Linked DNA regions of Homo sapiens: region 1 is linked to region 2. A link is an interaction called in ENCODE POLR2A ChIA-PET data of the cell type or tissue named here. Cell type or tissue: PC-3. All regions are shown on one strand. Each heading gives the region's core, and the rest is flanking DNA. Links, peaks and the distances in the headings are about the cores only. Region 1 has its middle 67 kb from the start of LINC02343. Region 2 overlaps LINC02343 (long intergenic non-protein coding RNA 2343).

Evidence for each region. ChIA-PET counts read pairs that join two places held together with the same protein. Peaks named below come from ENCODE experiments on the same cell type or tissue, not always from the same donor. Only the 100,000 strongest peaks of a DNase experiment are listed, where the experiment ranks them.
Region 1: POLR2A ChIA-PET joins it to region 2 with 12 read pairs; 2 of 35 experiments call an interaction of 5 or more read pairs at or near these places.

Annotation. Positions count from the first base shown.
Region 1 is chr13:34,275,047-34,286,759 of GRCh38, reverse strand. No RefSeq gene overlaps it. Among named protein-coding and RNA genes, the nearest start is that of LINC02343, 67 kb to the left of the region's middle. In PC-3, for the core only: no CTCF peak of the experiment used is centred there; no DNase peak of the experiment used is centred there.
Region 2 is chr13:34,463,856-34,475,568 of GRCh38, reverse strand. All of the region lies in intron 2 of LINC02343 (long intergenic non-protein coding RNA 2343), which reads right to left. All of the region lies in intron 2 of LINC00457 (long intergenic non-protein coding RNA 457), which reads left to right. Among named protein-coding and RNA genes, the nearest start is that of LINC02343, 120 kb to the right of the region's middle. In PC-3, for the core only: a CTCF peak has its summit at 8,452; DNase peaks (open chromatin) are centred at 5,788 and 6,138; H3K27ac peaks cover 4,120 bases.

The DNA of each region.
Region 1 (11,713 bases), core at 2,507-10,506, 190 kb after region 2:
TAGATCTTCATGATCAGGTGTGACAAACACTTGACATAAGATCTACATATATGACTTTCTTGCTTTCATTTAAGTAATTTGAAATTTTAATTTAAAAATAGCAATTTCACTAAATAGAGCAGAATCAAAAAAGACTTGACTTATGGTGATCTTCAACATTATTCAAAATGAAAACTGAAGTCAGAGACCTCAACTATAAATATGTGATAGGTCATATGGTAAATATGTTTAAAGAATGCAACTGCTCCACTTAAAGGCATTTTGGATTCTGGACAGAGAGCTGTGGGTTCCAAAATTTGACTTTGTAACTCTGGTAGAGTACTGGTAGCTCAAATGTCATATTTACCTTGTTCAAGGCTATTTGAGAGGATTAAAGGTAGTTATCTTAATAAACCTACCACATAGTAAATGCCCAATACATAATAACTTTTATTAAAAGATATTCAAGTGTTGGTATTCTTCAGACTCACAGATTGACTTCCATTTCAACCTTCACAGCCCCAAATATTTACCTTGCTTAACCTAATTTCTCAAATGTAATACAAGCATATTTTTCTATCATAATTAGTGGAAATGAAATCACTTTAACACATTGACTATTCACCTGTGTATGGTTGAAAAATTTGACTTCACCTTTCATTTTCAAATTCAAGTCCTTCACATTTTGAATGAAGAAAAAGACACACATAAGTCAGATGTTTGAATCCCTTATATCCTGCATGATACATATTTTCAAACATTCTTTAAAACTCTGAACCATTTAAATGAAAAAGAGAAGTCATGTATGCAGGTTTTATGTCAAGTGTTTGTCACACTCCTACCTAGAAGAGTAGAGGGTGATAATTCTTCTTGAAAAACTTTACTAGTTTTAGGGGAACAAGTGGTTTTGGTTGCATGGAAAAGTTCTTTAGTGGTGAATTCAGAGATTTTGGTGTACCCATCACCCAGGCAGTGTAAACTGTACCCAATGTGTAGTCTTTTATCCTTCACCCCCTCCTAACTTTTCTCCTACTCCCCAAGTCCCCAAAGTCCATTATACTATTCTTATGCCTTTGCATCCTCATAGCTTAGCCCCTACTTATAAGTGAGAACATGTATTTGCTTTTCCATTCCTAAGTTACTTCACTTAGAATAATGGTCTCCAACTCCCTCCAGGTTGCTGCAAATGACAATATGTTGTTCCTTTTTATGGCCGAGTAGTATTCCATTATATATATATATATATGTATATATATGAATACTACTGTATATATCACTGTATATATGTGTGTGCATATATATGTATATATGTGTGTGTGTATGTAAATATATATATATTTTATATATATATATATATATATATATATATATATATATATATCACATTTTTATCCAATCATTGGTTGATGGGCATGTAGGTTGGTTCCATATTTTTGCAATTATGAATTGTGCTGCTATTAACTTGTGCGTGCGAGTGTCTTTTTCTTATTATAACTTCTTTTCCTTTGAGTAGATACCCAGTAGTGGGATTGCTGGGTAAAATGGCAGTTATATTTACTTCTTTAAGGAATCTCCATACTGTTTTCCATAGTGGTTGTACTAGTTTACATTCCCAGCAGCAGTGTAAAAGTGTCCCCTTTTCACTGCATCCACAGCAACATCTGGTTTTTTTTTATTTTTATTTTAAAATTATGGTCATTCTTGCGGGAGTAAGGTGATATCTCATTGTGGTTTTGATTTGCATTTCTCTGATAATTAGTGATGTTGCACATTTTTTCATATGTTTGTTGGCCATTTGTATATCTTCTTTTGAGAATTGTCTATTCATGTTCTTAGCCCATTTTTTTATAGGATTTTTTTTTCTTGTTTGATAGGATTGTTTTTTTCATGATTTGTTTAAGTTCCTTGTAGATTCTGGATATTAGTCCTTTGTTAGAGGCATAGTTTGTGAAGATTTTCTCCCACTCTGTGGGTTGTCTGTTTACTCTGCTTAGTATTTCTTTTGCTGTGCAGAAACTTTTTAGTTTAATCAGGTCCAATCTATTTGTCTTTGTTTTCATTGCATTTGCTTTTGGGTTCTTAGTCATGAACTCTTTACCTAAGCCAATGTCTAGAAGAGTTTTTCCAAAGTTATCCTCTAGAAATTTTATGGTTTCACGTCTTAGATTTAAGTCTTTGATATCTTGAGTTGATTTTTGTATAAGGTGAGAGATGGGGATCCAGCTACATTCTTCTACATGTGGCTTGCCAATTATCCCAGCACCATTTGTTAAATAGGATATTCTTTCTCCACCTCATGTTTTTGTTTGCTTTGTTGAAGATCAGTTGGCTGTAAGTATTTGGCTATATTTTTGGGTTTCTATTCTGTTCCATTGGTTTATTTGCTTAGTTTTATACCAGTATCATGCTGTTTTGGTAACTATAGCCTTGTAGTATAGTTTGAAGTCAGGTAATGTGATGCCTCCAGATTTGTTCTTTTTGCTTAGTCTTGCTTTGGTGAATATAGCTGAAAAATGCTCCAGAGAAATAAATATCATAAAAATAAAACAATCACAATTTTTGGAAATTAACAACACACTTAGAGAAATACAAGATGCACTGAAAGTTTCAGCAATAGAATGAAACAAGTAGAAGAAAGAACTTCAGAGCTCAAAGACAAGGCATTCGAATTAACCCAATCTGACAAAGACAAAGAAAAAAGAATCAAATAATGAATGAAGCCTCCAATAAATTTGGGATCATGTTAGACAGCCATACTTAAGACTAATTGGTATTCCTAAGGAAGAAGATAAATCTAAAAATTTGGAAAACATGTTTGAGGGAATAATCAAGGAAAACTTCCCTGGCCTTGCTGGAGAGCTAGACATCCAAATACAAGAAGCTCAAAGACCGCTTGAGCAATCCAACACAAAAAAGATCATCACCCAGGCACATAGTCATCAGGTTATCTAAAGTCAAGAGGAAGAAAATAATCTTAAGAGCTGTGAGGTAAAACCATCAGGTAACCTATAAAAGAAAACCTCTTAGATTAACAGCAGATTTCTCAGCAGAAACCCTACAAGCTAGAAGGGATTGGGGCTCTGTCTTTAGTCTCCTCAAACAAAATAATTGCCAGCTCAAAATTTTATATCCAGCAAAACTAAGCTTCATAAATCAAGAAGATACAAAGTCTTTCAGACAAATAAATGCTGAGAGAATTTGCCACTACGAAGCCAGCACTACAAGAAATGCTAAAAGGAGCTCTAAATCTTGAAACAAAACCTCAGCATACACCAAAATAGGGCCACCCTAAAACATAAATCTCACAAAGCCTATAAAATGGTAACACAAAATTTAAAAAACCAAGGTATTCAGGCAACAACTAGCATGATGAATAAAACAGTACCTCACATCTCAATACTAATGTTGAATGTAAATGGCCTAAATGCTCCACTTAAAAGTTACAGAATGGCAGAATGGATAAAAATCCACCAACCAAGTATCTGCTGTCTTTAAGAGACTCACCTAATGCATAAGGACTCACATAAACTTAAGGTAAAGAAGTAGAAAATGATATTCTATGCAAATGAAAACCAAAAGTGATTAGGAATAGCTGTTCTTGTATCAGACAAAACAGACTTTAAGGCAACAATAATTTTAAAAATACAAAGAGGGACATTATGTAATGATAAAAGGAACAATCTAAAAGGAAAATATCACAATCCTAAATAAATATATATATATATATATATATATATATATATATATATATATAAATTTATAAATCAATTATTACTAGACCTAAGAAATGAGAGAGCTGGCAACACAATAATAGTGGGGGACTTCAATACTCCACTGACAGCACTAGACAGATCATCAAGACAGAAATTCAAAAAAGAAACAATGGTCTTGAACTATACCCAGGAACAAATGGATATAACAGATATTTACAGGACATTCTACCCAACAGCTGAAAAATATACATTTTTTTCATCAGCACATGGAACTTTCACCAAGATAGACCATATGATAGGTCACAAAACAAGTCTCAATAAATTTAAGAAAACTGAAATTATATCAAGTACTCTCTCAGACAACAGTGGAATAAAATTGGAAATTAACTCCAAAGGAACCCTCAAAACAATAATTCTTAACTCTAGGAGTTTTCTATCTTTGGAATTTTTAGTTGGATTTCATAGGGAATTATATCCCAATCCTATCGTTTCTACAAAAATGCTTACTTGCCACCTGATCCTATTTCTCTTCTTACATAAATAATAGAGGTCATTAGAAATTCATGAGCAAACTGTACCTTAAATTTTTCCCCCTGTGAATTTAACTTTAGAAATTAATGAGCTCTGCTGATGCATTTTCCTGGTGAATTAATGAAAGATTATGTAATTCTATTGAGGTAGACCAGGAATTGTAAGTTTTAACTTAATAGGACATCTGTCCTGACCTGGGCACTGAAGTCTCAAAAGTTCCTTTTGGAGTTTCTTAGAATAACATGCCACTTAAGTTTGAAACAGGAGTTGATGAGAAGGGTGATGGGCTCTCATTGGGAAAATGAAAATTAGGGAACAATGGTCAAATTGGGGATAGGGACTGAATGTGTCACCATTGCCTGCTGCAAAGTGAGTGCAGTAGGAGAGTTGGGAAAAGTTTCTGGTTTTTGTTCATTTGTATCTGAGCAAGTGAGTCCACGTGAAGGGTTCTCAGGCAGTATGGTTATAAGAAATATTCTGAATTGTGAGGATGGTGAAAATCTCTGTGAGAAGGAAATCTCTGTGAGTGAACTCCTAGGTGAACTGAACTTTCCACTTAATTGCATCTCATTTTAGTGGAAAGGAGCCATTTTCCAGAAGATTCCTAAGGCTCTTCTGCTTACATGTAGATTGTTGGTGTAGCTGTCAGTGCTTTGGAGGTGGAGAAACACCAAGAGCTAACACAGGCTACCTCACTGGCACAATGCAGATCACAACTCTAAAGTCTTGTGTGTTATTCATCTCTTAGTGTGTTGAACATCTACGCCACCCAGGTATGTTACTTCATTTAATCGTCATGACAAACCCAGGTGTTACTAATATCCTCATCAATGATATGGAAACTGAATCTCTCAGAGGATAAATATCTTATCCCAGATTGGACATCTAATGTGCAGAGGATCTAGAATTGGACTCCAGCAAGTCTACTAAAAACAAAAACAGAAACAAAGCATTGAACTGAGATTATATTTATTTATTTAGGAATAAACGTAGTTTTTTTTCAACTACCCAATACTGTGGACAATCAATTGTAAAATCCATAAATGAGTTAACATTTTCTTGAGGCTCAAAATTAGTTCAAAATAATAGCCGCTGAACACTAAGTGTTAAAAAGGGGGACAATATTAAAAATCCAAACTGACTAGAGCTGCTTCTACTTTCAAAGAAGAGGGTGACATAATTCTTATCAAATGACAAATAAATCTTTATATTGTTCTTTTCCCCACCGAGTATAGATGATCTATTGTTTAGCAGAGCACAACGCTGAGACTTAAGGGCAAAATACTACTTTGCTGGTAGGATTTAAGAAAGTTGCATTGCCTGAATAATAAATGACATGAGTGTATATTTTTGCAGGTTTACAAAACAGAAAGGAGAGAGCAAGCCAACTAATATGGCCACATCCTACAACCCATTTAGTGTAAACAATCAGGAAATCTTTTTTAAAGGGAAGACTAACACTGATTTTTTTTTTTGCATTTCTGTAGCTCAATTCAAGTTTGTATCCTAAATCTTTAGTAAAATTGGCAATACACAAAATATCTTGGATGAGTAATTTTTGAGGGAAATGAGGAAAAGACTGATTTCCATATCTACATTGCCATAAGGAAGAGAATAGGCAAAGCTCCAAGAAGTGAGGCATGAGCAAGTTCCAGGACCCTGCAGGAGCAGCAGGCCACAGCCAGAAATGACCAGAAGAATGGAAGCCCTCGAGAGAGGAATTCACTTAACTCTGGGTCTTTATAGGGCAACCTCATGATAACAGGGAAAAGATGGATTTTGACTATCAGTCACTTCCCATTTGCCTGATCAAATCTATTAATTTTGGTGGATTGTTTATTGAGACAAATCAATATCTTTGAAAATGTAACCAAGGCAGGAAGAACTATCAGGTGGACGTTTTTGTCAGAAACTTGAAGAAAGACCTAAAGGAGGGTCAGTCTTAAACTCTACACTGCAAAGCATGACTCAACCTCTGGGACCCCAGCTGCCTAAAACCATCCTGTAACAACCATCACAGTGTCCAAGATTTTCAGGGAAAGGATCAATAAAATGTCCTTCTTAGAAGGAAATGGGAGAGAATAAATAAGAAGGAGAATAGGAAAGGTGCTATTACACCCCCTGTGTCAGTTTGTCAGTTTGTCAATCCAACATAGCAAAACAACAACAACAAAAATGCTTAATTTACTTCCCTGTGAGGTTCCACCCCAAATAAAACTTCTAAATTAGAAGAGTAAACTTCAGATGAAAGATGCAGCAGCTTACATGACAAGAAAATAAATGTTACCAGTCCAGCTGATGTTCAGCTTCCAGGTCATTTCTGTGTCCCCTGAAAACACCACAGGGATGGTGGAGAGGGTGTGAATCTCCAAATAGGATTTTGGCATGGCTGGGGATACCTGTTATCCCATCCTATGTAGTGCTCCAGATGCTTTGAAATTGGCAATCCTTTGAAAACATAGACTTTTTTACTCATTTCTGTATCCCCAGAACCTGTCTTATGCCAGTAGCTGTCATATAATAAACCTTCATGATTGTTTTATAATAACAGTAAGCATACATTAAGACAGATTATTATGTGGTGCTAAGTACTTGATATGGTTTGGCTCTGTGTCCCCACCCAAATCTCATGTCCAATTGTAATCCCCAGTGTTGGAGGAGGGGCCTGGTGGGAGATGATTGAATCATGGGGGTGGTTTCTAATGGTTTAGCACCATCCCCATAGTGCTGTCTTATGATAGAGTTCTCACAAGATCTGGTTGTTTGAAAGTGTGAGCACTTCCCCATTCACTCTTTCTCTCCCGCCAGCCATGTGAAGATGTGACTGCTTCCCCCTTGCCTTCCACCATGATTGTAAGTTTTTTGAGGCCTCCCCAGAAGCAGAAGCCTGAACAACCTGTAGAACTATAAGCCAATTAAACCTGTTTTCTTTATAAATTACCTAGTCTCAGGTGTGTCTTTGTAACAGTGTGAGAATGAACTGATACAGTACTCTAAGTAGAATTATGTGACTTAATTCTCACAAAAGTGTTGTGATGTAGACTGTCTAATGACCATTTTATAGATGATAAAAAAGAAGCTTAAAGAAATTAAGGGAATTTTTCCAAGGTCATAGAACTTTTAAATGGTGAAGTCCAAATATAAACTCAGTCAGGCACTTTGACCTCCTCTAATCATTGAATTTCATTGACCAGAATGATAGAGGTATAAATCAAGAGATGAACTGGAATATATCTATTAATACATTCCTGCATCTCCTGCTTATTAAAAGTCTGTTTTATTCTTCCATTTCTTTCTAACAACCCACTACACACTATTTTCCCTTCCTAAGTCTCTTTGACCTTGAGTATTTATCAAGTGGGATAGTGATTCAATTCACTGCATTCTCTTCTATGTTGCAGATATGATATAGTGACTGGCAACTTGGTGCTAAAAATGCTAGGCACAAACTTCTAAAATAGAGTTCTAGTAAAATAAAACCAGAGATCAAAGCTGAAAATAGCTTACATTTATTTGGATTTCACCAGGGGAACATTAGCTCTTTATGACATTTGAAAGGAGATGCTTTTTATGATCTTTTTATAATCGGTTTACTAAAGCAGTCTGTCTTATTTAAATTCCAGTGATCCTGAAGAAAAATTGTGCATCCTTAGTTATCACGTAGTTGATGGACTTTAATCATTCATGACTTTAAAAATTTTTCAGTGCAAAGGAAATGTAGTTTGGCTGGATTCCATAAGAAAAATCTAGATGTTTGTTTGTGAATCACTATTTAAATGGCAGTGTAAGGTAATTGGCTAGATAGTTCACAAAGACAAATACTGCTTCTTAAACCTTGTGTGAGTGAATTGATTAAATTATCCTTTCTTTATGCTTGGATACTCCTGCCATAACAAATTAACAAAAACAACAACCAGCCTAAATTAAGTACTATATTTTTGAAGTATTTCGTTCTTTGGCGTATGTTAATGAAATTAAAATAAGAAAAGAAAACATGTTGACTACTCAAAAGTACAAATTGCTTATGTTTGCCTTATGCAGTGCAAAATGGGAATGATTAAACAAACGGCAGAGGGTATGGAAGTGAAGCCCTCTTCCACTATGTCCAAAAGGAGATGTCCAAGGGAAGTGCTTATCCTCTCAGTATTTAACTAAGGCTTACTATATTTAGATACAATTAAGAGGCATTTATTATTATCATTAATGATCTCATGTTAATTAAAGTATCCAAAGCATTTTAGCTAGGTTACTGATCACTGAAGCTTTAGACAAAGAACATAGCAATGGTGCTTTGTGTATCTAAACTTTCAGGACATAAAAGGGAAAGATTAAAATCTGTGTCGGTGCTGAACGCAGGCTCAACTGCTGAGTGAAAGGTACTTATCTTTGTATCTGATTATCAGGGCAGGACAGCATAAAGCAATTTCCTACTGGCTTCACCCAGGCCAGTGGTTTTCAAACCACGTTCCACGAAGCCCTGGATTATTTTTTGAGGATTATTTATTGAGACAGCTCATCCTGATACTAGAAAAAGGTCTCCAAGAATATCCAGGGCCTCCTTGGGTTTGGTTAAGAGAGGCTGAGTGAGCAGAGCAGAAGCCCTAAATAGCTTCCATCAGAGCAAGTCTATTTTACTTGCTTTTGAGTGGTATTCTACTAATGATTTCATTTTTAAAAAGAGTTCTGCTACTAATATATGTTAGAATTGTGTGACTGGCTCCTTTATTTCTTTAATTCTTCAGGTCTCAGCTTTAATACCATTTCTTTGGAAAGGCTTTTTCTGACCCTCCACCCATCCAAGATACCCTTTGCCTTAGAACTCTCTTTCTTACTCCTTACTATAAGCTTAATTATTCTTGGCTATTTATTTCCACACTTTTGAATTGTCTGACTCCTATATAGACATGTAAACTCTGCTACGGAAGATGCCTTATCCTTCTCATCCTCCATGATCTTTTCTATGTCCCCTGTACTTTCCATCCTGCCTGACACAAAGTAAGTGCTCAATAAATATGCCATGAAGAACTGAATGAAAACTAAATGAATGGGTAAATGTGGTCATAACTGTCTTCATTCTAGAACTCAGGCAAGCCTCATTATGTCTGGAGGACCAGAAAAGAGAATTCTGTACTGCCCAGTGGCCTATGTGTACACATGTAGCACTCTGAGCAAGAACCAGTGTATAAAGAAATTAAAGTCAAAAGTTCCTTTTTGTCCCATTCAGACACTTTGCTTCTCTGCATCGAGGCCTATTTCTGTAAGATGCTAGGATATGTGCACACACATGTGTCATCTGAAAGTCATAATTTTAAAGATTGTCAAACTAACATATTTTATTCAGGTTATCTATACAGCCTGGGGTACAATTATTATAAAACATTGTGGAATAAGGATGATAAATGCTACAAAGTGGGAAAATATATTTGTTAGAAACTGAGCAAATGGACTGTCTTACTGGAGGAGGAACAGTTATGGTTTTACATCTACAACATGTCAGGTGAAATATAGCAAGCAAGAGGCTACCTCTGGCGGCTCCACAAACCCGTCCTGTCCCCTCCCTTAAGCACACAGAGACTCTGGCCTCAGAAAGGAAAGAGATCCCCAAAGGTCTCTGGTTGCTTGTGATTCTCTGTGGGAACTTATGATTCTTATCTTATAGGCATTGACTGTGGCCTTGAAAGAAAAGGCAGGGGCAGCGATATAATTTACAAACTTATAAATTAAACAAAGTCTGCTTGAGAACTATTCTGACAGTTCAGGTTTGGCTAGGCTCTTTCAAGGCCTTTTTAATTCTGGGATAGTCACTCTTTTTCTTCAATTAAAAAACAAATTTTTTTTTATTAAAAAATGTATGACTATGGCTTTTTTCCCTACAGAAATTGCACCTTTCTTTGCCATTATTATCTTATTCAAAACACCTAGTATTCATAAGTCTTTTTAGGTCTTTGAACAACTTCAGGTAATCAAATATTCTATGAAATCAACAAAGATAAATGGAAAGTGACCTTGAAGTTTGATTAATTTACAAACTAACCATGAAGGATTTTAAGAATCAAGGGACTGAATTAACCTATGAGAAACCAAATAGTGCATTTTGAGTCCCACCAATGAATGAAGGTTGTGAATTGTTTATAAGGTCACCTGACTTGGTAATTATTCCCAGGTGAATGGTGTCTAATTAACCTCAGAGTTTACACCCTCCTAGGTAATCAGTTGGGGTGTGTATGGGGGTTGGTGGCTAACTGTAGCTTGATGGAAAGCCAATAAGCATTCACTCCACCCCACAGTATGAGGCCACTATGGCATCAAACTGCAAGCACTAGGATCTAGGACTTGGGTTCCAATTTGTTAAAACAAAACAAAACAAACCACAGCCAACCAATGAGCTAAGGAGGCCAAGCATTAAACACGGGGGAGTATTAAGAAATGGAAGTAGGCTTAGGGTGCTAAATGAAATCTTTATATAGAAAAATGGAAAATGCATCTAGTAATGTAAGTGGATCATAAAATGCTCTGCAGGAAATATTTCCTGCGTAAATGTTTGCCCTTGCCAGTTTGTACTTTTCAAGGTAAAGAATATTATTTAGATGCAAAAAAAAAAAAGTGCACACCAAATGAAAAACAAGAATAATAAAAATGTTAAGATTACAAAATGCAGTCTTTGTTATTGTGGCATTGAGGATCTGGATAATTATCCAGGGCTGTTAAAATCCCAAACTCCTTCCCACGATTTCTGAGAATTCCCAGGTCATGTCCTCACAGTCTTTCCGCCTCAGACTCCACACTCTCATACTGTGCTCTTACGTTGTCTCATGGGAAGCTCAGTTCTTTCACTGTTTTCTTTCTTTCTCTTTCTTTCTTCCTTTCTTTTCTTTCTTTCTTTCTTTCTTTCTTTCTTTCTTTCTTTCTTTCTTTCTTTCTTTCTTTCCTTCTCTTTCTTTCTTTTTTCTTTTCTTTCTTTCATTTTCTCATTTTGTCACCCAGGCTGGAGTGCAGTGGCAAGATCTCGGCTCACTGCAATCTCTGCCTCCACCATTCAAACGATTATCCTGCCTCAGCCTCCTGAGTACCTGGGATCACAGGCACCTGCTGCCACACCTGGCTAATTTTTTTCTGTTTTTTTTTGTTTTTTTTTTTTTTGACCAAGTTTTGCTCTGTCGCCCAGGCTGAAGTGCAGTGGCACAATCTTGGCTCACTGCAACCTCTGCCTCCCGGATCCAAGCGATTATCCTGCCCCAGCCTCCAGAGTAACTGGGATTACAGGTGCATGCCACCACATCTGGCTAATTTTTCTATTTTTAATGGAGACTGGGTTTCGCCATGTTGGCCAGGCTGGTCTCCTGACTTCAGCTGATCTGCCCACCTCGGCCTCCCAAAGTGCTGGGATTACAGGTGTGAACCACTAAGCCCAGCCCTAATTTTTTTGTATTTTTAGTAGAGACAGGGTTTCACCATGTTGGCTAAACTGCTTTTAAACTCCTTACTTTTGC
Region 2 (11,713 bases), core at 2,559-10,558:
CACCATGGAATACTATGCATCCATAAAAAGGATGAGTTCATGTCCTTTGCAGGGACATGGATGAAGCTGGAAACCATCATTTTCAGCAAACTAACACAAGAACAGAAAACCAGACACCGCATGTTCTCACTCACAAGTGGGAACTGAACAGTGAGAACACATGGACACAGGGAGGGGAACATCACACACCAGGGCCTTTCGGGGGTTGGGGGATAGGGAGGGATAGCATTAGAAGAAATGCCTAATGTAGATGATGGGTTGATGGGTGCAGCAAACCACCTTGGCACGTGTATAATTACGTAACAAACCTGCACGTTCTGCACATGTATCCTAGAACTTAAAGTATAATTAAAAAAAAAAACACCCTAGATTAGGCGGTTCTGATGGAATTGTTAACTGCAGCGGCAATTAACTGCGAGTGGCTATGGGATCTCTGACCCCTGATAAGGTCAGATATTCTAGAATTGAGGTGGTGATTCTCTGCAGGTCTGCTTAAGTGACTCCTGATTCAGAGAAGGGTAAGGAAAATGAGATCCTCCCACAGTCCTCCCTGAACTGTTAATATTCTATTCCAACTGCCACCGGGTTCTTTCTAGAGAATAAAAAATGAGCAGCCTTCTGGACCCCCAGAATGAGCTAGTGGTTGTTGCAAAGCCACCAGCCATGAAAATAAAATTATTTACACATCCTTTTTGGTGGTGTTTCTTTGAAATCTGTTGATTAGAAAAGAAAAAAAAATTCATGACCTAAGTGAACGCCAGAGTAGGACAGGGGGAACAGAACAGATGATATTTATGATTGACTGAGAATTTCAATCTCAGCAGCTACAAGGATGAACTTGGGATCACTGGAAATGGAAATAGTTGACTTCACAGATGGTAGGCGGCTCTTGTCAGTGAAGACTGTTCTGAGCATGAGCCTAATTGAGTAGCTCCTATCTGCATAAATTAACCTCTTTTAAAACTATGATATTCTCAGGAGAATTTTCAGAGTAAACATTTAGAGTGTTCCGGATCTCTTCAGTGGAAAACTTATCATATCACTGGACAAAGGTTAATTTCACTGGTTCAAAAATGATACATTGGAAATTCAAACAGACAATGATGCAGCTTAAAAATGATGCAAAAATTTGATAGCTGAAGATGTACTCTCTTTCTGGCTCTCGGGATGCTCTTCTGCATGTTCTGTTTGAACAGCTCCTTGGGGAAAACATCTGCCTGCTTGAAATCTTACTAGAAAAATAACTTCATTTAAATCTTTCCTCATAGCCCTCTCATGCAAATTTCAGTATACAGTAAAACAGGCTAAGAAAAATTAAAGCAATTAGGTATGTTTAAATTAACCTGATAACATTTTTTAAAAATCTATAGTAATTTTTATATGCAGCTACATGTTTAACACCGAATAGCTGCCATTTTCTTTAGACTCTTTTGAACTGGTCCAAAATACCTAGAGCTCATGTGATAATGTTGGGCCCAGTTGCTCCTGGGAACTGTAAAACTAGACACTGCTAATTAAATTGACATGTGTATGCCCAAGTATAGGGCTCACACAGTAGAAAAGAAAAAAAAAACACTTTTGTTTCTAAGGGAAGAAAATTCTGTCAGGCAAGGGAATCAGAAATATCTGTTGGGGCTGAGCCATAAACATGAGAAGGAAGAAAAATCCATAGTAGACCCATGATACTTGTAGTTTTCTTAAGAAGTCTTGGGGTCAACAAAGAACTCATTAGTAATGCTGTCAATTGAGCATTGAAGTGAAATTCAAATGCTCTTTCTTCCTACTTCTAAATTTCAATAGTAAATATTTAACCATTAAAAAGAATTCAAACGGATTAGGATACAATAAAATAAAAATATTTTCTCTCAACCTCTACAGTCCCCTACTCCACTCAAGCTTTATTCTCCAGAAGCCACAGTATTTAATCTTATCTGGTTTTATTCTTCTAGTGGCTACCTCCATATATATAAATTACATGATTACAGCAACACTTCTTGTACTTTAAAAAATGTAAATATATTCAGTAAATTCTCATTATGAAAGATGAGGAATTCGGCATACTTAATCTTCTCTTCATTTCATTTTCCACTTCTCACTTTTTCTTAGTTGTGCTATAAAGTTTGGATCTTACTGGCTGGGCCCAGTGGCTCACACCTGTAATCCCAGCACTTTGGGAGGCTGAGGCAGGCGGATCACAAGGTCAGGAGATTGAGACCATCCTGGTTAACATGGTGAAACCCCATCTCTACTAAAACAAAATACAAAAAATTAGCCGGGTGCGGTGGCGGGCACCTGTAGTCCCAGCTACTCAGGAGGCTGAGGCAGGAGAATTGTGTGAACCTGGGAATGGTGTGAACTCGGGAGGTGGAGTTTGCAATGAGCCGAGATCACACCACCGCACTCCTGCCTGGGTGACAGAGAGAGACTCTGTCTCAAAAAAAAAAAAAGTTTGGATCTTATTTTGGTTACCTGTATACGTCTAAAAAACATACTCCAACCTGTCTTATTCTGTCAACTTTAGACAGTATGTGCAGATACGACTTAGGAGAGGAAATTATGGTTCCATTCATTCCTTCTGATAGCAGTTCCATTACTTTCACACTGTTAAAGTTTCCAGTGTAGTTATCCCTTGATATCCCTGGAAGTTCCAGGACCTCCTTGGGATCCCAAAATCCATGGATACTCAAGTCCCTGATAAAATATAGCATAGTGTTTGCTTATAACCTACGTAAATCCTCTGTATACTCTAAATCATCACTAAATTATTATAATACAATGTAAATCATTTGTAAATAGTTGTTATACTGTATTGTTTAGGGGATAATGGCAAGAAAAAGGAATTTTTTTAAATGTTCAGTAAAGATGCAACCATCCATTTTTTTTTCTTCAAATATTTTCCATTCAGGGTTGGTTGAATCCACAGCTGTGCAAGCTTGGGATACAGAGCAACAATTGTATTTACATTCTACTCCTCTGAAATGAAGAGGGTCTTAGCAACCCACAGGCTAGTACCCCTAGCCCTTCCTTGATAGATAACAACCTTTTTATAGATCAGTTCCCAGTCTTATCCTGGTGATAAATTCCACCGCTGTTAGGGGCTTGAGAAAACAGAGGTGGGGGTGGGATATTGCTTCACAGACAGACCTTCAGTTACCCCTAGACCCCTGCCTGGCTGCCCACTGCCATCTTCACTTACCAGTTTGTAGCTTCAAAAATATGCTGAGCTGACTGGGAAGAGTGGCTACTACCTCTGATGCTGAGTGGAGACTTTCTGCATGCTTTCTTATCGATAAATGTAATCTTACCAACTGGCCATCTTCCAGAAATTTATCAAAATCTCTGTCTGGTTGATAGATTCCCTGTACTACTCTTGTCCTTTTGTCATTTTTCTTTTCTTTCTTTCTTTCTTTTTTTTTTTTTTTTTTGAGATGGAGTCACCCTGTCACCCAGGATGGAGTGCAGTGGCTCGATCTCAGCTCACTGCAACCTCTGCCTTCTAGGTTAAAGTGATTCTCCCACGTCAGCCTCCCAAGTATCTGGGAGTAGCTGGGACCACAGGTGCATGCCACCATGCTCGGCTAATCTTTTGTATTCTTGGTAAAGATGGGGTTTCACCATCTTGTGCAGACTGGTCTCAAGCAATCCACCCACCTGGGTCTCCCAAAGTGCTGCATTACAGGTGTGATCCACCGTGCCCAGCCTCTTGTACTTCTTTACTACTGACATTTTAGTGGAATTTTGGGGAAGAGAGGGAGTAAAACACATGGGCTTGGGCCATCATCTTGACTAGATCTTCTAATTCTTGCTATTTAGCCAAGGCATTTGATTCTCTTGTTTAAGTAAAACTTGGAATGAATGCAGTTCAGGTGAGTCATTCCCTGTTCAAGGACACAGAATTGCTTCCCAGAAAGTCTTTGCCCCTTCTTAGTTTTTTCAGTGCCTTCCCCACCTTAGCATTAACACAGCCAAGTCATAACCTTGCTTCCCACTACTTCCTCATGAACCCTCTGCCTAATCAAACAATTGATCACCATTTCCTGAAAATAACTTTATTTTTTCTGTTTATACTTTTATTCTGCCGTTCTCTTCCCCTGGAATTCTCCTCCACCCCAATACCTGATAACGGAAGTGCTATCTAGCCTGCAGAAGTACAGGACGATGATCAGCTGCTTCTAGGAGCCTTCTCCAACCTCAGCCGGAGGTCCTCCCTTGCTCCTCTGTGATCACATAGCAGTTTGTATCTTTCTATAGGACTTATCACGGTCACTTGGAATTTTGGTTATTTGTGCACTATCTTATTTTCCTTCACCCATAACCTCGTGGAGGACAGGGCATGTACCTTAATCACATTTGTATTCTCTACAACTCTTAGAACAGTGGCGGCTCAACAAAGCCTCACAGATTTCTCACTGGAGGAAAATGCCCTTTTTTTTCTGCTCCTATATATTTGCCAGACATGTTTCTTAAGATTCTTTCTATATCGTAGGCATTGTTTCCCCAACAGTATGTCTTAAGGATTTTTAGTATCCATTCCTCTTTGCACTTGAAGATGTTCTAGTTAGATGCTCTATGCAAACATAGATGAGGGTTTTAGTGTGGGGTGAGCTGGAGATGATTAGAAGTGATTGAGAAATAAAAATAACTTGTGAAGGTATTCCATTGTTTTGCCACAATGGCCTCCTCAAGATTCTGAACCGCCGAATATTAATACTATGGGAGGCTTGGAGTAGAACCTCTAAAGGCAGGTGGGATCATAGCTGAAATCTTTGCCTTTCCAAATTACCCCAACCCTGTAAATCAAGGGTATGTATTAGGTGTATCAGAGCCAAGTTATTCTTGGTTCTGCTGCAGTTACAAACAACTCTTAGTGACTTACAATACAGGTTTTTGTTCTAAGTTGTTTTACATGTCAGGTGCAGGTCAACCATGGCTCTTTTCTGTATGTACTCTTCATTCTGGTATTCTGATGGAAAGAACCTCCTATCTGGGATGTGCTGTCTTTGTGGCAGCAGAAAAAGAGTAACGGCAGCACTGCAGCATGACCTCAGAACTTCTACTCTAAAGCGACATGCATCACTTTCAGTTACATTTCATTGGCTCAAAGAAATCACATGGCCAAGCCTAATGCCAGATGGGCCAGGGGAATATAGTCCTTATTTGGAAAAAAATAATATAAATGACTTTAACTCCCAAAATAAGTGACAGTGGCAATAAGAACAACAATAATAAATTGTAAGTAAAGAAAAAAGCTACAAACTGGCACTTCCGTGGGCCAAACACTATGTCACATTGTACCTTATCCTTAAAACAGCTCTCTCTGGGAAATGGTAGGAAACATACTCAAGTTAATTTCTTAGCCGAAGGTCACCTAGCTAGTTAGGTAAAAAAACTAATATTCTGAACCAGGTCTCCTGATACCCGGTAAAATGTAAATAAGTTTCCTAGTAGTAAAGCCATCAGGGCTGTGCACAAACACATAAAGCATGCCAGCGGCATGTGAAAATGTGTTCTTAAAGCCCGACGTTATTCATACTTTTTGTTCCAACTCTTTATCTGAAGCTGCCTTGTCAGTCCCTGACCTTCTAGCTTCTCTCACCCAGGAAACCTGGGGGTCATCATCATTTATTTGACATTGTTTTGGGGGGAGAGCTCGCTTTTTTGGCTCCATTGTTTTCTGCTGTGCAGAGCAAATCCTCCAGGGCCTAACCAGACATCTCAAAATCTTCCTCCCATACACGGTGATGACACCAGCAAAACACAAATGCTATTAAATTTTGGGGGTGGCTCCTTTTAAAACAGGTTTGGCAAAGTCAAGCTACTCTTAGTGACCCTCTATAAATACTCATAGGCAGGGATCTTTAAGATAATTTATTACAAATAGAAATTGTTCCCCCTTAGTTTCAAACTGTCATCTGTTAGGCAGTCCTGGTATTTCATTTTAATGTAAAAAAAGATCTCTTAGTGATATACTCTGATAATTATTGAAATCTGTCACCTATCACAGGGAGAACAATATTGGCAGTACTCCAACTCTTACTGGAGGCAAAGCACAATGGGGCAAGAAGGTAAATATTTAAAGTAAGGAAGCTTGGTTTTTACAGTGAACAACACTGAATCATACATTGCAAAATGTTAATAAAATTAGCAGCCTGTTTATCAGCTTATCTGCGTCATGGGGTGTGGAGGGGTATTGACAATGAAAAGCCTCATTTATCTTCATGAGTTAAATTGCCTGTATAATTCATGAACCAAAAGCAAAGCAAAAACCAGAGCTGAGACCCAAGTTGGTTATATAGGTCAGCTCTAATGAGTTTAAATGCCTTCTTTCTTCCAGCCTCTGGCCTGCCTCTGTGTCAGGCAAATAGAGTTGATTTTCTTAGAGTTCACTTCAGCTCTGATTTTACATCAAAAGTGGAACATCACTTTGTAATCATTAAGTATTTTGCTTAGATATTAAATATTAAAGTTCCTCTGATTGCTAGGCCCATAATTAAGACAGAAAGGAAACCTGTTATGTTACAGATGTTTTCCCATTTGGTAATCATGTGTTGAAAGTAACCATGAATATAGATATAGCCGTTGCTCTGTATAAGTGGGAATTACTGGGGAGACTCTGAGACAATCAAGAAAGGCAATTGAGATGTGTGATAGTAATGCCAAAGGAAAGGGGAAAGGCACATGTGTGAGCAGGAGTTTTGGATGGTGGGGTACAGGCAACGCCGGGTCCCCTGCTTGGATCTTGATAACTAGCAGAGGTGAGTGGATCCAAATTCAGTTGCGGATTCCTTCCTGATTGCTGGGGTCCCTTGGGCATGCTATTTAGAATTTCACTTTTCTCACCTGTAAAATAAGGATATTAATGCTTCCCTCATATGACTGTGTGTGAATTAAAGGAGGTAATGAGTGTAAAGTCTTTAGCACTCAATGATTCTAGCTATTATTATCCCCTAAGCTATAAACTGTATGAGAACAGGGATCTTGTCTGTCTTTTTCACTACCATATCTTTGGCCCGAGAATGATTTTTGGCTTCTAGCAGACCTTCAACAAACACTTACTGAAAGAATGAATAAACAAATGAAAGTAGTAACTGAATAAAAATGAGAAGCTTGAAATAAAACAGTGTGTCAAAGAAACTTGTTCCTGAAAGAAAAGAAAGATAATTCTGGTTCTGTAAAGGAAACATGGATATGAAGAAGTAAACTCCAGAGTGGGGCAAACCTGTTTCAAATGATCTTATAGAATCAGCAGAAATAAGGGTCTCACAGGAAAATAAAATGTCTGTATTATATCAGAAAGTGGTTTCTTTTGACCTTTTTTTTTTTTTTTTTTGACAGAGTCTTGCTTTGTCACCCAGGCTGGGGTGCAGTGGCATGATCACAGCTCATGGCAGCCTTGACAGCCCAGGCTCAAACAATCCTCCCACCTCTGCCTCCTGAGAAGCTGGGACCACAGGCATGTGCTGCCCCACCTGGCTAATTTTTATTTCTTTATTTCTTTAGTAAAGATGGGGTCTCACATGTTGCCCAGGCTAGTGTCTAACTCTTGGGCTCAAGAGATACTCCTGCCTTGGCCTCTGAAAGTGCTGGAATTATAGGCATGAGAAACCCAGCAGAAAAGGTTTCTAATATTATACCTTATGAGTCAGTAGAGGGATGTCCTACAATGAAGGTGAGGGCCCCTTGTCACGAGGGAATGGTAAATGTCATAGGAACTTGTAACAAGGCAACACTGCACTGGGCTAGGCATTCCCAGAGACAAACTGACTATGTTGTTTTGTGCTTTTGACTTCAGTTCCCCGAAGTATAGGCAGCAAAAGAAGACAGCCTTCCTCCAAGAGCCCCAGGGACATAGACTTTCAAACAAGTTTTTCAGTGCTATACCTACATATACTTGTTTGACAGCAAGACACAGTCAAGTTTCATTACAATGTGTTTGTACAGCTATGGTTGGCTGCTATTGGAAAAATCCCCAAGGTTTTGCTGAAAGCTCCGTACTCTGACCATTTAAGGTGCCCTGAACAATCAGACTTTATGATTTAACTCTTCTAGGCTTTTAAGATAATGAGTTAGGTGTTAGAGGAAAGGACAGCAGCTAAACAACCCTAAAACCAACCTGAAGTGAAGCTGTGGCATTTCCAGCTATTGAAAGCCAAATATAAAATATAAAAAGCCTTGCTGAGGGTATTTGGGTCAACTCTGTAGCTTTCAACAGGGTTCTAGAATACAAGTTTTCACAAAACTGAGATTTCAGTAAGAGGGTTAATAGGTTATTATGATCCAAGTCAAAGTGACGTGATATTCTGGGATGTTTGCAGACTGCTTTTTGATGGGGTACAGTAGAATTACTCAGCGCATATTAAGTATTAGGTTATATAAAGCTTAAGGCAAAGTAAAATGAAGTCATCTGCATTTTGTTGAAAAACGAGTTGCTAAAGTCTCCAGAAATTAGTCTAGAAGGGGTGAGTGAATAGACCAGACAACAGCAGAACCAGTAGTTGCAGTTGACCCCAACAGCTTTGATCCCGTCAATCTGCGCTGCTCAGTGCTGCTATCTAAAAGACTAGCTCAGAAGGGCAGGTTTCCTTCTTTCTTCAGGTGGTTCCTCAAGCTTGTTCACCTTCAGTAAAATCACCAAAAGCAGGTGGAGAATAAAAAGTGTAACAGCCACTTGAATGGTGATGCTACTGAGAGGAGGAATAAAGTGCAGATGTCAGTTGGCTCCAGAATTTCTGTTTGGTGCTTTGTATGGGAATTGATCTTCCCACAGACCAACTGGCAATGATTCATTTCACAGTTACCCCAAACTCACTGGAGACCTCACAGTTTCTCTTCTAGTGTAAATCTGAGCTCCCCTCCTGAGCAAATTATGAAGTGTCTCATAGGAAAGACAATGTCTTTATTAGGAATATCATATTCCCTTCCAGGGGCCAAAGGAGGAGAGGTCTCCAGATTTTTACCAATCAGGAGGCATTTTCTTAAAATTGGGAGGCAAAGACTGTGTCTAGTTTCACTCACTGTCTACCCATGCCTAGTAGAGAGCCCTGCACATAACAGGCACTCAGTAATGCTTGCCGAATGAATCACGCTGAAATTCATGGGGCAAGTGATACTTAATCTCTCCAACAGGTATTCTCTAGAGAAGGTGGTTTCTTGAAGGAAGCAAAGTTTGTTTAAAGCTACTTCATGAGGGCCTTCTTTAGGAGCAAATGCCATGTTCTGCGCTTTTCCTGGCTTGACTTTATCAGGTTTCTTTTCTTATGTGTGAGGTTCCTCATCAATAAAAATACACACACATTATCCATCCAGTCATTTGATCATGTCTCAAAAACACAAGAAGGCAAATATCCACACTAGACCAATAACCAAGCAGGAGAAGACTGTAAGGAAAGATATCTCCTTTGTAAAACAAATTCCAGGGTGGGGCTTGTATTAGGGTTTTGTTGAAGGACAGAACTAATAGGATAGATGTATATATGAAGGGGAGTTTATTAAGGAGTATTGACTCACACATTCACAAGGTGAGGTCCCACAATAGGCTGTCTGCAAGCTGAGAAGCAAGGAAGCCAGTCCAAATCCCAGAACCTCAAAAGTAGGGAAACCAACAGGTCAGCCTTTTAGTCTGTGGCTGAATGCCCAAGAGCCCCTGGCAAACCACTGGTGTAAGTCCAAAAGCTCAAGACCTTGGAGTCTGATGTTTGAAGGCAGGAAGCATCCAGCATGGAAAGAAAGGTGAAAGCCAGAAGACTCAGTGGGTCTGCTCTTCCATCTTCTCCTGCCTGCTTTATTCTGGCCATGCTGGCAGCTGATTAGATAGTGCCCAACCAGATTAAACATGGGTCTGCCTCTCCCAATCCACTAATTCAAATGTTAATCTCCTTTGGCAACACCCTCACAGACACACCCAGGAACAATACTTTGCATCTTTTGATCCAACCAAGTTGACAGTATTAACCATCACAGGGCTGATAGGAGAGCCTCAGGTGGGCAGTGATGCTGATGTAGTCCAGAGCCCTGGGTTCCACTTTCCTCTGGAGCATCTTGTCACTGCCGTGGCTGTGGCTGACCAGGCTCTTGTTTGAGATCTCCCACCTCTTATCTCACCCTTCTTATCTCAGAGAGACAGGTTGGAGCTTTCCTCATCTTTCATAAATAATGAAAGAAGGATAAGGCAGGAACATGAGTGCTCAATACACATCTAATAACAGTACTTTCATTTAATGCCAAATTTATCATCCACACAATAACAGAGAGAGCCTTGAAACTTAGGGAGAGTGTGGAGGTGGGTGGGAGGTATCTTTCGTCTTAGAGAGAGAAGGACACTTCTGGAATGTTCTAAGGAACTGCAGTTGCTGATTCAACACTGAGGGTTCCTGGTGACTTAGTGGCTTCCTCTCCAGGGCCTTGCCTGCTGCCTCCTGCGTCTGTCTTGTGCTTCAGCAGTTCAGTCCTCCTTTAGGGTGCTCCCTGACTGCCAGGCACAGCCTATTTTCCAGGCACCCAGAGTGCTCTCATGCCCATCCTGAACTGCTGATCCAGGGGGCAAGCTCCTGGCTCCATATGGCCCCTTTTATTCTTTTTTGTTCCTCCCCTATCTGCAAGGATATGCAGCCTTCTAAGATGCTGGATTGTAGCATTCTAACAGGCTCATTGGAGTAACGGGCTCAGATGACAGTGCTGGGCTGCGACCCTTCCCACCTGCTCCCAGCTGACATTATCTACCTCATCTGTAGTGGGAGTCAGAAATGTGCTTGGTTTTGATTCACAATTGGTTTTGGTCCAAAGACCACACTTAAGAGGGAAAAAAAGGCCTTGTCGTTGGTTATCTGCAGTTTCTTTCCACCCTTGGATATATTTAGTGGCTTTTAGAGAAGAAAGTAGGAGTTTTGGTAAACTGACTTTTAATAAGACCACTTATTGAACACCTTTTGTCCTCAAAGTCCTGCTCTAGGTCCTAGAGGTGGGGAAGAAAGAGATGGGAGTCAACAGGACTGGGGGGCTCCTACATTCAAGAAGCAAATGTAGTCATTCATTGTGCTGACTTAGAGGAGGACAGAACATTAATCACTGCATTTAATGCAAAAAGTCTGGTTTTTTTATGACTTAAATATTTTGGTAAATAAAGAAGTTCATATTTTTGCCTAAAACAAAAGTTATACTCAGCCAGATTTTTATTTTATATATTCAATAATCAGTCCCCAATGACCAATCATCCATGTGTCCAGGTGACAACTGCTGTCCAGGCCTGCTCTGTCTGTCTTTTCTTCCTTCTAGCAGAGGCCCTTGGCACAACCATAGGAGGCAGGGAAAACACATCCAACCTTTGTTTCTTTTAAAAAAGACGTGTGTAATTTCATAAGTAAAGAAACCATGGAGAGTTGAGTCATCTCAGGGGAGCTGATACAGAGGACAGAGTTCTGGAAAACCAATCTGCCCTAAACGACCTGCCATTTGATAGGGAATTAGGAGCTGAAAAAACGACTCTAATTGATCTCTCTCTCTTGGTGTTTGGAAATCTGTGCATCACTGCAGTGCAATATATCCACAATATGGTCTACTCTATAGGGGTGGTCACCTCAAGTGTGTCAGGCCCTGGGATACTTCCTCAGCTTATGTAATACGTTAACAAATACTCTTATGTTAACACCTCTTTGTGTAAAACCAACCTGTTTCGACGGTCTAAGCTCCTGGCAGGGTGATGGTATGTGATGGGCTA